Regions from separate parts of the Homo sapiens genome. Here region 2 is linked to region 1. A link is an interaction called in ENCODE POLR2A ChIA-PET data of the cell type or tissue named here. Cell type or tissue: Panc1. All regions are shown on one strand. Links, peaks and the distances in the headings refer to the core of each region. The heading gives the core; the rest is flanking DNA.

The links. Peaks named below come from ENCODE experiments on the same cell type or tissue, not always from the same donor. Only the 100,000 strongest peaks of a DNase experiment are listed, where the experiment ranks them.
Region 2: POLR2A ChIA-PET joins it to region 1 with 8 read pairs; 33 of 35 experiments call an interaction of 5 or more read pairs at or near these places.

Annotation. Positions count from the first base shown.
Region 1 is chrX:23,786,243-23,793,923 of GRCh38, forward strand. No RefSeq gene overlaps it. Among named protein-coding and RNA genes, the nearest start is that of SAT1, 6.9 kb to the left of the region's middle. In Panc1, for the core only: no CTCF peak of the experiment used is centred there; no DNase peak of the experiment used is centred there; H3K4me3 peaks cover 423 bases; H3K27ac peaks cover 1,506 bases.
Region 2 is chrX:23,893,577-23,901,257 of GRCh38, forward strand. The region is part of intron 1 of APOO (apolipoprotein O); the gene reads right to left. Among named protein-coding and RNA genes, the nearest start is that of APOO, 11 kb to the right of the region's middle. In Panc1, for the core only: no CTCF peak of the experiment used is centred there; no DNase peak of the experiment used is centred there; H3K27ac peaks cover 2,935 bases.

The sequences.
Region 1 (7,681 bases), core at 1-5,000:
ATTTCTTACACATCTTTCTTGCTGTTGAAGACAAAAATGACCCGCAAACATCATTGGATGAACAGAATTGCTCAAAATAGTTTTTAACCCAATTTAAAGTTTTTATGGTCATGTGTTATGTTAGTATTAACAAAGTCTGGATAGAAGCCAGTTTACCAGTTGGCTATCAAGGTTTTATACATAGCAACATGTAAAACATGACTTTTTTTTTTTTTTGAGACACAGTCTCATTCTGTTGCTCAGGCTGGAGCGCAGTAGTACGATCTCAGCTCACTGCAACGTCTGCCTCCCGGGTTCAAGCAATTCTCATGCCTCAGCCTCCTGAATAGCTGGGACTATAGGCATGTGCCACCGTACCCAGCTGATTTTTGTATTTTTAGTAAAGACGGGGCTTTGCCATGTTGGCCACGCTGGTCTTGAACTCCTGACCTCAAGTGATCCACCCACCTCAGCCTACCGAAGTGCTGGGATGACAAGGGTCAGCCACAGCACCCGGCAAAACGGCTTTTTATGTTGATGACACTATACACTGCATCTGATGGATTTTTTTTTTTTTTTTTTTGAGACAGTCTCGCTTTGTCACCCAGCCTGGGCAGTGTGGAGTGCAGTGGCACGATCTCGGCTCACTGCAAGCTCCTCCTCCTGGGTTCACACCATTCTCCTGCCTCAGCCTCCTGAATAGCTGGGACTACAGGCGCCCGCCACCATGCCCGGCTAATTTTTTGTATTTTTTAGTAGAGACGGGGTTTCACTGTGTTAGCCAGGATGGTCTCGATCTCTTGACCTCATAATCCGCCTGCCTCGGCCTCCCAAAGTGCTGGGATTACAGGCATGAGCCACTGCGCCTGGCCTGACGGAATTTTCAAGAGCTGAAAACCAAGTTAGAAACTGAGGCCCACAATGAATAAACCCATCATTACACAAGTAAAATGTGGAGATGGGATTATGAAACATTGAAAATCAAGAAAAAACATCTTGTCCCTAAAAACCTCATGCCACATAAGATTTTTTTTTTTAACAGAGCCAAGGTCTCATTCAATGAATAAACTCATCATTACACAAGTAAAATGTGGAGGTGGGATTATGAAACACTGAAAATCAAGAAAGAACATCTTGTCCCCCAAAACCTCATGCCACACAAGACTTTTTTTTTTTTTTTTTTTTTGAGGAAGAGTCTTGCTCTGTCACCCAGGCTGGAGTGCGGTGGCACGATCTTGGCTCACTGCAAGCTCCGCCTCCCGGGTTCACGCCATTCCCCTGCCTCAGCCTCCCGAGTAGCTGGGACTACAGGCACCCGCCACCACGCCTGGCTAATTTTTTTTTTTTTTTTTTTTTTTTTAGAGGAGACGGGGTTTCACCGTGTTAGCCAGGATGGTCTTGATCTCCTGACCTCGTGATCCGCCTGCCTCGGCCTCCCAAAGTGCTGGGATTACAGGCGTGAGCCACCGTGCCCAGCCAAGACTTTTTTTTTTTTTAATAGAGCCAAGGTCTTACTCTTTCGCCCAGGCTGCAGTGCAGTGGTGTGATCACAGCTCACTGCAGCCTTATCCTCCCGGGTTCAAGCAATTTTCCCACCTCAGCCTCCCAAAAGTAACTGGGACTACAGCTGCATGCCACCATGCCCAGCTAATTTTTTTTATTTTTAGTAGAGACAGGGTCTTGCTAAGTTGCCCAGGCTGGTCTCAGGTCCTCCTGCCTTGGCCTCCCAAAGTGTTGGGATTACAGGTGTGAGCCATGGCACCTGACCAAGATAATTTTGAAGGTAAAGCGGATCACTGAAATTAGGGTCTCCTATGTGTACTGAAAAAGTACACATTTTTTTACAGGAAATTTGCAAACAGAAAAGCTCCAGTTGGACACAAGCATAAATCAGATAAATTAACATCTCATTTGGAGGGTGAATTTGTAGTCCTGTGTTAATACAACGGATTTTTAGAGCAGAGAAACAATAGCCCTTAAAACTGCCAGGGGGTAAAGAAGTAAACAAGTGCTTTCTTAAGGACTGAAATGAAAAAGAAAAAGACCATTTCCCCCTAGATATGTGAACTCCTTTCATTATTCATGACATTGGCCCAAATTCCTAAACCGACTAATTTCCACAATAATGAAAACAGTAGTTGATAAGAACCACTGTAGACTAATGTCCAAGATAAATGTTTTCCAAAAGAAGTCAGATACCTGAAAACAATGCTCTGTATCTCTCTGAGTTCTCCAGCAAATCAGTACTGAGCTCCTCAGTCAAAGGTAATGTTGTCCTGCAAGCCTTTGTATCAGTGTCTGTTATGGCTTCCTAGATTAGAAGGCAGCCACATATAAAAATGTAGCCCTGTATTATATTTAATACAGGAGGGCTTTGGGATTTATTGGTGGCTCAGAGAGCATGCCATGAAAATGGGCTTACAGAGTCAATGATCAACCAGGGGCCCTATTAGGCAGGCAAGTAACTACATAAGAGAAACTCTGGCAAAAATGAAAGGGTAACTAAACACAAAGAGCCTTGTGGAGAAGTAAGATATTTTGCAAATTGTGTTTTGGAAAGTGAGCCTCTTAGAGGAAAACAACTACATGCTGACTGTGGTTAAATATAGGAATAAATTAAATTAACCACCAAGTTACAATATAACTCTTTGTTTCCTCATCTTTCTTAGAACTTAGCCTTAAAGGCCCAGTGTTGTGAAGATGAAGGCTTTTATGAAGTTTTGTATCCACTTTAAAGAAGCCCCTTAAGTGTAAATTTTATTTATTTTAATTTTTATTTGTTTTTAGTTGTTTTCTTTTTTTTTTTTTTCTTGAGACAGGTTCTCACTCCATTGCCCAGGCTGGAGTGCAGTGGTGCAATCACAATTTACTGCAACCTCGACCTTCTGGGCTCCAGCAATCCTCCCACCTCAGCATCCCAAGTAGCTAGACCACAGGAACGCACCACCACGCCCAGCTTTTCTTTTTTTTTTTTTTAATTTTTTGTAGAGATGAGGTCTTGCTACATCACCCAGGCTGGTCTCCAACTCCTGGCCTCAAATGATCCTCCCCCCTCAGCCTCCCAAAGAGCTGGGATTACAGGCATGAGCCTGCGCCCAGCCAGCTGTAAAATTTAGAAGCTGAAACGCCAACTGGGAGCAGTGGCTCACGCCTGTAATCCCAACACTTTGGGAGGCCAAGGCGGGCAGATCACGAGGTCAGGAGTTCGAGACCAGCATGGCCAATATAGTGAAACCCTGTCTCTACTAAAAATACAAAAAATTAGCCCGGGGTGGTGGCAGGCCCCTGTAATCCCAGCTACTCAGGAGGCTGAGGCAGGAGAATCACTTGAACCCAGGAGGTGGAGGTTGCAGTTAGCAGAGATTGCACCATTGCACTCCAGCCTGGGCAACAGTGTGAGACTCTGTCTCAAAAAAAAAAAAAAAAAGAAGAAGCTGAAACACCACAGCATTAGCCCACTACTAGCTCAACTCAATTACAAAGAGACCTCTTTAAAAACTGAACTATAAAGCAAATCTATAAAGTTTGAAGTCACCAGGCAAGTAAGAAAACATGTTACGGGGAAATTATCTGAAAAGAAACAACAAACAATGATAAACATGGAAAACCAGAGTCCAAGATCATCAACCGCTTAGATTCCACACAGTAGTCTTTCTAGGGAAAGAAAGTAGAGTCTTTTTTACAGAAATGCTGAAGAAGCAATTCAGAAGAAACCTAATGATTTATTAATGCCTTCGACCCACTCTACCCCTTCCTGTGAGTCTCCTTTCCACTGGGGACCCAGCAGGGCCTAGAATGGATGATGCTCATCACGGTTCACTGAAGCAGGTGGCTGCTCACCAGCAACTGATGGAACTGCCAGGCCCTGGGAAACCAGCCACCTTCTCCTGCTAGGAGTGAAGCAACTTCCTCACTGACTGTGACAGCCATGGCCTTCCTCTGAGTCTGCAGGTGACCATGTCTGCTCCTAGAATTCTATTTCCTTGACTGGTGCCATGTTTGTTTGTTTGTTTGTTTGTTTTGAGACAGAGTTTCGCTTTTGTTGCTCAGGCTGGAGTGCAGTGGCGCGATCTCGGCTCACGTGAACCCGGGAGGTGGAGGTTGCAGTGAGCCGCGATCACGCCACTGCATTCCAGCCTGAGCGACAGGGCAAGATTACGTCTCAAAAAAAAAAAAAAAAAAGAAAAAGAAAAAAACTAGTGATAAGAGCTAACATTTATTAAGCACTAATCAGGAACCAGGCTTTCAGTTTAGCACTTTGTATACATTATTATCTCATCTAATTCTCACAACGACTGTATGAGATTGGTACAATTATAAGTTTCTTTTTACAATGAGAAACTAAACCTAAGAGAAGTTAAGTTGCCCAAGGCCACACAACTAGACCTGGGAATCAAGCTCCAAACCAATTTCTCAAACCCCTGGGGCTTCCTGCCATAGTCTCACAGGACCTCACAGTTTCTATAAGAATGATTGAATATGGTGTTTCTGTGTGATTCTACTGCAAAGAATAATCAGTATAAGCATTTTCTGGATAATCAAAAGCAGTGATTCTCAGTATGGGCTACACATTAGAATGGCCTAGAAAGCACTGTAAAAATACTAATGCCCCATCCTGAGAGAGATTTCTTTTTTTTTTTTTTTTGAGATGGAGTCTCACTCTGTCCCCCAGGCTGGAGTGTAGTGGCGTGATCTTGGCTCACTGCAAGCTCCGCCTCCCGGGTTCACGCCATTCTCCTGCCTCAGCCTCCCGAGTAGCTGGGACTACAGGCGCCCACCACCACACCTGGCTAATTTTTTGTATTTTTAGTAGAGACGAGGTTTCACCGTGTTAGCCAGGATGGTCTTGATCTCCTGACCTCGTGATCCGCCCGTCTCGGCCTCCCAAAGTGCTGAGATTACAGGCATGAGCCACCGCGCCCGGCCCAAGAGATTTCTAATTTACTTCTGTTTTTATGCATATACCAAAGTGATGCCAGGGGCCCAGTGCAGCAGCTCACGCCTGTCATCCCAGCACTTTGGGAGGCCGAGACAGATAGATCACTTGAGGTTGGGAGTTCAAGACCAGCCTGGCCAACATGGTGAAATCCTGCCTCTACAAAAAATACAAAAATTAGCCAGGCGTGGTGGCATGCACCTGTAAACCCAGCTACTTGGGAGGCTGAGACATGAGAATCGCTTGAACCTGGGAGGTGGAATTTGCAGTGAGCCGAGATCACACCACGCACTCCCAGCCTGGGCAACAGAGTGAGACTCTGTCTCCAAAAAAAAAAAAAAAAAAAAGTGATGTCAGGGTTGAGACCCACTGATATCTGGATAAGCAGCTTGCAGCTTATAACTGAATCTTAGTCACAATTGTTAGTACAACCATTTCAGTTTGTGTTTATGCTGTTCACCTTGGCTCTTGCCAAGCAAAACCAAGTGAAGTCATATCACAGTGCCTAAAGACGAACCTTCTCAAAAGTTTTTGGAAAACAAGGCAGAATTGTCATCTCACTCCATACAGTGCTGAAATCAAAGAATATCCACCCAAGCAGTCAGTACCATGTTCCTTTGCAAGCAGCAACTTCATTACAGAAAAACATCTTCCATCGCATTAAATCAGCATTGTTCATGTGAATGTTATTAGTTTGGTAATTTTGTTTGTATTATATTTATAAATGGATACTGGTTTTACAGTTATAGAGGAGCAGTAAACACAAAATATTCACATCTAGTGTATAATTATAGTAATAAAAATAATTTCAAACACCACTGAGGGTCTGTGAGAATTTTTTTTTTTTCTATTTTTTTGAGACAGAGTCTTGCTCTGTCGCCCAGGCTGGAGTGCAGTGGTGCGATCTCCGCTCACTGCAACCTCCAACTCCCTGGTTCAAGCGATTCCCCTGCCTCAGCCTCCCGAGTAGCTGGGATTACAGGCATACGCCACCACGCCTGGCTAATTTTTTTGTATTTTTAGTAGAGATGGGGTTTCACCATGTTGGCCAGACTAGTCTCAAACTCCTGACCTCAGGCAATCTGCCCGCCTCAGCCTCCCAAAGTGCTGGGATTACAGGCGTGAGCCACCGTGCCCGGCCGGATAATTCTTTTTCTTTTAAAAGGAGTCTGTGTTACTCAAGTTTGAAAAATCCTGCTATGACCAGTATACAATACTGCCTGCTTTTGTTAGGTTAAAAAAAAAGTGCCAAAGGCATTAGAGATAAGACTTGATCAGATTCAAGTTTGAGTTTTGGGCAAGAATATTTCATAGGTGATGTTTTTCCCCTCAAGAAGCAAATAATGCCTGGTCTTCTCTGTGCTGCTAGCCGTTGTTAATAGCAATACTCAGGTCTGCTGATTCATTAGGACTTGCAAAATGGTGACATTCTATCATTCCTTCTTTATTTATCACCTAGAATACTTCTATAAAGAGAACTTCCACCCAGGTGCTGTGGCTCACACCTGTAATCCTAGCACTTTGGGAGGCCGAGGTGGGAGGGTCATTTGAGCCCAGGAGTTCAAGACCGGCCTGAGCAACATAATGAGACCCCGTCTCTATAAAAAATAATTATTATTATTAAAATAAGATAACTTTCCCCCATCTTACATTTTGTTACCTTGAGGTACACAGTTCACCCAGAAGAGGCAGAATAAATGCTTAATTACTCCCTTTTATTTACTAGTTTTCAAAAGAATGAATTTAGTGCCCCCCAGCATCTTCCAATTAGGCTTTTTTCCTTTCAAGTAGCATTATTATGTTTTAAAATAATATACAGATGGGGTTTCACCAAGTTGCCTATGCTGGTCTTGGACTCCTGAGCTCAAGCAATTCTCTCGCCTCAGCCTCCCAAAGTGCTGGGATTCCAGGCATGAGCCACCGCGCCCAGCCTGAAGTATCATTATTAACTCAAGGACTCTTAGCATTTCCTGTGTCTTAATTACTTGCCATTTTTTTCTTATTGAAGCTCAGATTTCCCTAATTGTCCAGTGAAAGCTTCTTCAAGTTGGCTCCAGAATTGAGTCCTTTGGACTCGACCCCAGAAGCCTTTGTTAACTTCTTCCCTTTTAAGTTGTCCCAGGCTCATCTAGTACATTTCCTCCCCCAGACCTGACATCAATGGCTAGGTAATTCTGAGCTTCAGCGGTTCCCAGGGGAAACAACATTTATTGGGAGCAGGTGGTGTTCACAGTTCTCTGTTTTGATAATAACACAGGCACAGCAGGGAGATCCTTTTAAAAGTGGGGCTTGAGAGTGGCGGCATTCACTCCAGGCTTTCCTGAGGAAGTGTTCCACCAGCTGTGGGCCAACACTGTCTTCTTCCACCTCAGTGTTTGTTTATACTGCTTTCTTTTATCCAGTGAATCAATAACAACAGCAACAATAAAAATGGCTTCAAAACAGCTACATCCACAACAACAAATCTGTTTGCAGAGACGTGGTCCAGAGGCAGTTTGGGTCTGGTGAACACTTGACTTGGAGTCAGAGGAAATTGAATTAGATTCTGGCTTTTCTTCATTTATGAGAATAAAAACAAACTTCATCTTTTTTTTAATTTATTTTTTATTTTTTGAGACGGAGTCTCACTCTGTCGCCCAGGCTGGAGTGCAGTGGCGCGATCTCGGCTCACTGCAAGCTCCACCTCCCGGGTTCACGCCATTCTCCTGCCTCAGCCTCCCAAGTAGCTGGGACTACATGCGCCCGCCACCACACCCGGCTAATGTT
Region 2 (7,681 bases), core at 1,151-6,150, 110 kb after region 1:
TTATTTTTTGAGACAGAGTTTCACTCTTGCCACCCAGGCTGGAGTGCAGTGCCACAATCTCGGCTCACTGCAATCTCCGTCTCCTGGGTTCAAGTGATTCTCCAGCCTCAGCCTCCTGAGTAGCTGGAATAATAGGTGCCTGCCACCACGCCCAGCTAATTTTTTTTGTATTTTCAGTAGAGATGGGGTTTCTCCATGTTGGCCAGGCTGGTCTCGAACTCCTGATCTCAGGTGATCTGCCTGCCTCGGCCTTCCAAAGTGCTGGGATTATAGGCATGAGCCACCATGCCCGGCCAGCAATCCTTTCTAACATGTAGGGCCACACACCAAACAGAACAGAGGCTTTCTCTGGAAAGGGGGCTGGGGGGAGGTGGACAATAGCAACCTGACCAACTGTACTATTTTGACTTTTTACAAGGAAAAGTATTTCAGTATTACTTACAACATTTTTTTTAAATAGATGTTTTCTTTTCAAAGCAGTTACCTTGATAAATCATATATGGAGTCGGAATTTACTACAACTATTTATATAAATTTCATAAGTGAAATTTATTTTTTAAAATTTATTTTATTATTATTATTTTTTGAGACAGAGTCTCGCCCTGTCACCCAGGCTGGAGTGCAGTGGTGTGATCTCGGCTCACTGGAACCTCCGCCTCCCGGGTTTAAGCGATTCTCCTACCTCAGCCTCCCAAGTAGCTGGGATTACAGGCCCACACCACCACGCCTGGCTAATTTTTGTATTTTTAGTAGAGACGGGGTTTTGCCACGTTGGCCAGGCTGGTCTCAAACTCCTGACCTCAGGCCTCCCAAAGTGCTGGGATTACAGACATGAGCCACCACACCCAACCAAAATTTACTTTTAATATGTAATCATATGGCTTCCATTTCTAAATGCCTTCAGATCACATTTTAAGCCTAAAAGAAAATCAGTCTCGGCCAGGCGCCGTGGCTCACGCCTGTAATCCAGCACTTTGGAAAGCCAAGTTGGTTAGATCACCTGAGGTCAGGAGTTCAAGAGCAGCCTGGCTAACATGGTGAAACTCTGTTTCTACTAAAAATAGAAAAAATTAGCCAGGCATGGTGGAGTGCGCCTGTAATCCCAGCTACTCAGGAAGCTGAGGCAAGAGAATTGCTTGAACCCTGGAGGCGGAGGTTGCAGTGAGCCGAGATCATGCCACTGCACTCCAGCTTAGGCAACAAGAGTGAAACTCCGCTTAAAAAAAAAAAGTAAAGAAAATCAGTCTCGATATATTTTAAATAAGAGTGGTAAAGAATAGAGAATGGGCCGGATTCGGTGGCTCGAGCCTGTAATCCCAGCACTTTGGGAGGCCGAGGCGGGCAGATCACTTGAGGTCAGGGGTTCGAGACAAGCCTGGCCAACATAGTGTGAAACCCTGTCTCTACTAAAAATACAATAATTAGCTGGTGGGCACCTGTAGCCCCAGCTACTCAGGAGGCTGAGGCAGGAGAATCGCTCGAACCCAGGAGGCAAAAGGCTGCAGTGGGCCGAGATCGCACCACTGCATTCCAGCCTGGGTGACAGAGTGAGACTCCGCCTCAAAAAAAAAAAAAGATTCATTATCTCCACACACACACACACAAAGATGAGAAAATGGCATCTGTACGCCTATGTTTATTGCAGCACTATTTACAATAGCAAAGACTTGGAAGCAACCCAAATGCCCATCAGTGATAGACTGGATAAAGAAAATGTGGCACATATACACCATGGAATGCTATGCAGCCATAAAATAGAATGAGTTCTTTATAGGGACATGGATGAAGCTAGAAACCATCATTCTCAGCAAACTAACACAGGAATAGAAAACCAAACATCACATGTTCTCACTCATAAGTGGGATTGAACAATGATAACACATGGAAGGGAACATCACACACTGGGGCCTATCAGGGGATGGAGGGCAAGGGGAGGGAGACCATTAGGACAAACACCTAATGCATGCGGGGCTTAAAACCTAGATGACAGGTTGATAGGTGCAGCAAACCAACATGGCATGTGTACCTATGTAACAAACCTTCATGTTCCGCACATGTATCCCAGGACTTAGAGTAAAATAGAAAAAAAAATTACAATATTAGTCTTCATTAAAACAATCTCTACTGGAACCTTTTCTACATCTCCTAATTAAACGTAGTGTCCAACATAAACTTTTCTTTCTGTTGTGGTGGTGGTGGCGGTAAAGAATCAAGCTTTATGTAAACTTGGTCAATAATAAGATTATCTCATTCTACTAAAAAAAAAAGAAGAAGAAGAAAAGAAAATGGCATTTTTTTTAAAAAAAAAAAAGAGGAAGGGGACTTGTAGTATGATTCCACCGAGTTTTTTGAAAATGTCATACCAAGGGTATATTTGAATATGTCCAGAACGGAGTCTAAAAAGATGTTAGGGCCGGGCGCAGTGGCTCATGCCTGTAATCCCAGCACTTTGGGAGGCTGAGGTGGGCAGACCACGAGGTCAGTGGTTCGAGACCAGCATGACCAACACGGTGAAACCCTGTCTCTACTAAAAACACAAAAATTAGCCGGACGTGGTGGTGCACGCCTGTAATCCCAGCTACTCAGGAGGCTGAGGCAGGAGAATTGCTTGAACCCGGGAGATGGAGGTTGCGGTGAACGAAGATGGCGCCACTGCACTCCAGCCTGGGCAACAGAGTAAGACTCCGTCTCAAAAAAAAAAAATATGATGTTAACAGTGGTTGTCTATAGGTGGTGATATTAAAGGTAATTCTTATCTCTATTTCCTGAAGTTTTTACAAAAAAACCATTGATTTGTTTTGTAACATGCAAAGAACAAAAATGGCTAGCTCCTGAGGATATTATAAAGGTTTGCCACAAAGTTTGAAGATAATTCCAAATGAGGAAGAGTAAAAATGTTTTGATCAGTGATAGAATTTTTGGAATAAATATAATGACAGTATAATTAAATCTATCCTCTCAAAACGACTGTTTTGATGCATTCATTTGAATGTAAAATTTGGGAGCACTCATACTTTAACAATAACAATAAAACCCACAATCATTTCGATCTGTTTCACAGCAAAGGAGGATATAAAGCCAAGAATTTATCTCCCTTTGTCACTCAGGCTGGAGTGCAGTGGTACAATCATAGCTCACTGTGGCCTTGAACTCCTGGGCTCACCTAATCCTTCTGCTTCAGCCTCCCAAGTACCTAGGACTATGGGTGTGACGGAGCACACTCAGCTATTTTTTTTTTTTTTTTTGGTAGAGATGGAGTCTCACTATGTTTCCCAGGCTGGTCTCAAACTCCTGGTCTCAAGCAATCCTCCTGCCTTGGCCTCCCAAAGCGCTGGGATTACAGGTGTGAACCACCATGCCCAGTAAAGTTTAGACTTCAAACAACATTAAAAAAACTCTTCCTAATACAACAAACATAGAACTATTTTATGAGAAATTTTTAATTCTTTAGTTCTGTACTACAGTAATTGGTATTTCCTAGCTCTTTCTCATCCACTGTAAACAGACTACAATCTAAAGAGATAAGCAGAGAAAAAAATGAGGCTGTTTTCAAGACTAATATTATCTTTTTCTCACAGAAAACCAAGTTCTGTTTCATCTTTGGAGGGTAGAATTCACCACAAAATTAGGTCAGCAAAGCAAACAAAATGTCTCATCTGCAATTGTTTCATTTTCTACTCTTTAAAGATAGCGATTAGATTTTATAAAATTCATGTAGAAAAATAATAAACTTGTGCGATAAACAGGAAGAAAACCTTAGGGCCAAAGAGTGAGATAATTGTTCATTTAGGCAGGTTTTGAGTCATCCAGTTGGGCTATACTGGTTTTAAAGACTTGGAACACAGATAATATGTAATTTATCAAGTCCAGAATTTATTTTGAACTTCCTCATCCAGACAGAAATTTACTGCTACTTAAGACTCCTATATATATGTGTTTTTTTCTCTATTAGAATGGCATCCTGGGACCCACTCAATCTTTTCTGAATTAAGGAAATATAGGGAGGAAAAAATCGTTGGGAAACATTTACTTCAAGTTTAGCTTTTCAAATGCATCTGTGTTTCCAAGCAACTAATAAAATGTACATCATTTAATAGGAGAGCTAGTCTGTCAAAGTAAAATCTATCTGGGCAGGGCATGCTGGCTCATGCCTGTAATCCCAGCACTTTGGGAGGCCGAGGTGGGCGGATCCTTTGAGCCCAGGAGTTCAAGACCAGCCTGGGCAACAGGCTAAAGGTGAAACCCCCTCTCTACAAAAAATACAAAAAATTATCTGGGAATGGTGGCACGTGCCCATAGTCCCAGCTACCCAGGAGGGTGAGGCAGGAGGATCGCTTGAGCCTGGGAGGTGGAGGTTGCAGTGAGCTAAGATTGTGCCACTGCACTCCAGCCTGGGAGACAGAGCATGATTCTGTCTCAAAAAAAAAAAAAAAAATCTATCTAGACACAGGTTTCTATCTAGACACATGGCTCTGTCTCAAAAAAAAAAAATCTACCTAGACATGGGTTTCATATCTCTTTTTTTGTTGTTGTTTTTTTTGACATAGGGTCTCATTCTGTCACTCAGGCTGGAATGCAGTGGCACAATCACAGCTCAATGCAGCCTCAACCTCCTGGGCTCAAGTGATCCTCCCATCTCAGCCTCTCAAGTAGCTGGGACTACAGGCAGGCACCACCATACCTGGCTAATTTTTGCATTTTTTGTAGAGACGGGCGGGGTTTCGCCATGTTGCCCAGGTTGGTCTCAAACTCCTGGACTCAAGGAATTCTCCTGCCTCAGCCTCCCAAAGTGCTGGGATTACAGGTGTGAGCCACCACGTCGGGCCTAGACCCGGGTTTCATATCTTAACAGACCACCATGTGCACAGAGAACTCTAAACTCACTAATGAAAACTGCCTTTGACTTCATCTCAGTTATTCATGTGCGTTTTTCTTCTTTAAGGAAAACTGTAAGCCTTTTTTGGAAAAAAAAAATCATGTACAAGACTCAATTCGGTTGATAACCATCTGACCTCATAATGAAAATCTGTGCAAAAATAAGGAACAAAAACAAGTAAAGTAAATGTTTGGACTATACCCAGCAACTTTAACAGGACTCCCAAATGGTGTGACTCCACAAACAGGCTCAGTTCTATCTGCCAAGTGAGGTAAACCATCAACAGACAATGTAGGAAACTTCTTGGAGCCCGTATAATCACTTTTTGCTTACTTACTCACTCACCAGTCTAACCCATGTCACATGAATCAGCATCTCTAATAGGAGAGGAGACTCATTTTCAGCAAGCACAAACAAAAACAGGCTAGTTCACAAGGACTGAAGTTTGTGGAATGGGGGAAAAGAAAAAAAGAACCTTTATTAGTTAGTTTCATATATTCCATTTTAAAAGACTGTTCAGAAGAAGGAATAGACTTCTTTTCAGGAATATCTGAAAAAAGAAACTACTGGGAATTCCTCCACACTAAGGCAATGAACATGCACTTGTGGATCTATCTCTAGCTCCCACAGAGGGGGCTCCTCATCCTCATGGAACCAAACAAAGAAGTCCTTAAGCGGGAGCCAGTGTGGGCTTTGAATAAAACACGCTGCATTGCTTCAAACAGCCAGAAATAGGAAGACAAAGGATAACTGCACTTAAAGTGCCTTTAAAACAATATTCACTTAAAATTCAACTATACTATCCATAATGCATAAAGCTGTATCAGGAAAATATAGCTTAACAATCAAAGTCATAGGCTTTCAGCATACTGAAAACTCTACGACCCTTGCCCTACATTCCTGCTTCTCCAAGTTTTAGTGAACACTGAAAATAAGTTTAAAAACCTACCACATTAAGAAATTGGCACTGATTAAATTTTCTAACAAAACTGGCATGAGGCTATGCAAAAATTAGGAAAAACTCAGCAAAAGTGAAAAATAAATAACTTCCAAATTCTAAAATATAACTTTAGACTAGGATTTTTTTGTCCCTGAAAATATATAAAGTTTCATGCTGTATGAACTAACTGTAAAATTCCACTTAAGCATTATTGGGGAAAATCAACTGATACACTCTTTCAATTCCTTTATTTTAAAGATCTCTTAGTACTTTCTTGTCATATTAAAAATAAGTCTAAACTTTTTGAAACAGATATCTTTGCTATTGAGATTTATTACACACCTAATAACATGCATTTATATATCTAATTTTAAATGTACAATACAAACAAATATGCAAGTTCGTTTCCTAGCCTCTAAGAAGTTCCAGTCTAGCCTAGAAAGGACATGGGTGTGGAACACATATACATATAGATTATAAATTAAACCTTTACGTCATAAAAGTCTACAAATATCAACAGGCCTCATGGGGTAATCAATTCATTTATCATAAATGTCTGGTACATCATCTACTTTTCTCCTCCACTGTGCCTCTAATCTCTCCGTTCTTTTAATGTATCGTTTTACTTCTTCTTTCTCCTCTTCCAGTGTTAGTTACAACTGTGAGGCTATCTGCATTTCAGAAGTAGATAGAAGAATGCTACAGTGTCCTGAGCAGAATTCATTTCCAAATGAGAAGTGAAATAACCCAAGTTAATTCACGTTTTACAGTTGTTAAGTCCAGAGTGCTAACCTGCAAGCATAGATTACTTCAGTGGACAAATGTGATACAAGAGGAACAGAAAACACCTTACATTGATATAGTGCTTTGTAGTTCACGGTTCTTTTCGCATATTATCTCAATTGAATCTCCCAACAATCCTGTGAGATACAGAGGGACATACTACTATCCCCACAGGATCATGATCAGAGGACGCTGAGAGATTAAGAAATCTCAACTGGCCCGGCATGGTGACTCATGCCTGTAATCCCAGCACTTTGGGAGGCCAAGGAGGGCAGATCACTTAAGGTCAGGAGCTCAAGACCAGTCTGGCCAACATGGTGAAACCCCATCTCTAATAAAAATACAAAAACTAGGCCAGGCGTGCTGGTGCATGCCTGTAGTCCCAGCTACTTGGGAGGCTAAGGGAGGAGACCGGCTTGAACCCAGGAGGCGGAGGGTGCGGAGAGCCAAGACTGCGCCAGTGCACTCCAGCCTGGGTGACAGGGCAAGACTCCGGCTCAAAAAAAAAAAAAAAAAAAAAGAAATCTCAACAAGGTCGCTCAGCCAGAAACACAACTAGAACCTGAGGCTGAAAAGATTGCATCCAGAGCTACAGAGCAGTTTTTTCTTCGTCTCTGTGATCCACTGTCTAACTTCTTCGAAAGGTAAGAAAGGAAAAAGAAACAACCAATTGATTCTGCACATAAAAAATGTATTTATGTGAGTAAAAATGTAGTTACTATAATTCCTCAAGAAGAATTCCCTTGAAGATGCTTAAACTGTTAGGGAAAAAAAACCTTCATTATCTTTCCAAATATGTGGCTTTTAAAATAATGCTCAAGTATAAAAGTTACATTACTCTTCCAATTTACAGATGATTTTCCTTTTCCATTTAGCATTGTAATTCTCCGCGCAGTTCTAGTAACATACTAGTAACATGGTAAGAAAATTAATTTCAGGAAGACAGGCAATGTAAGTATTACACTAAGCCACAAAGAATGTGTGAGGTAATAACACCTCATAGTCATGGACATGTTCACTCAGGCTCCTTGGTGTGGTGAGCTCTGAGTACAGGTCATGTTATTTGCCCTTGAGGAAGGAAG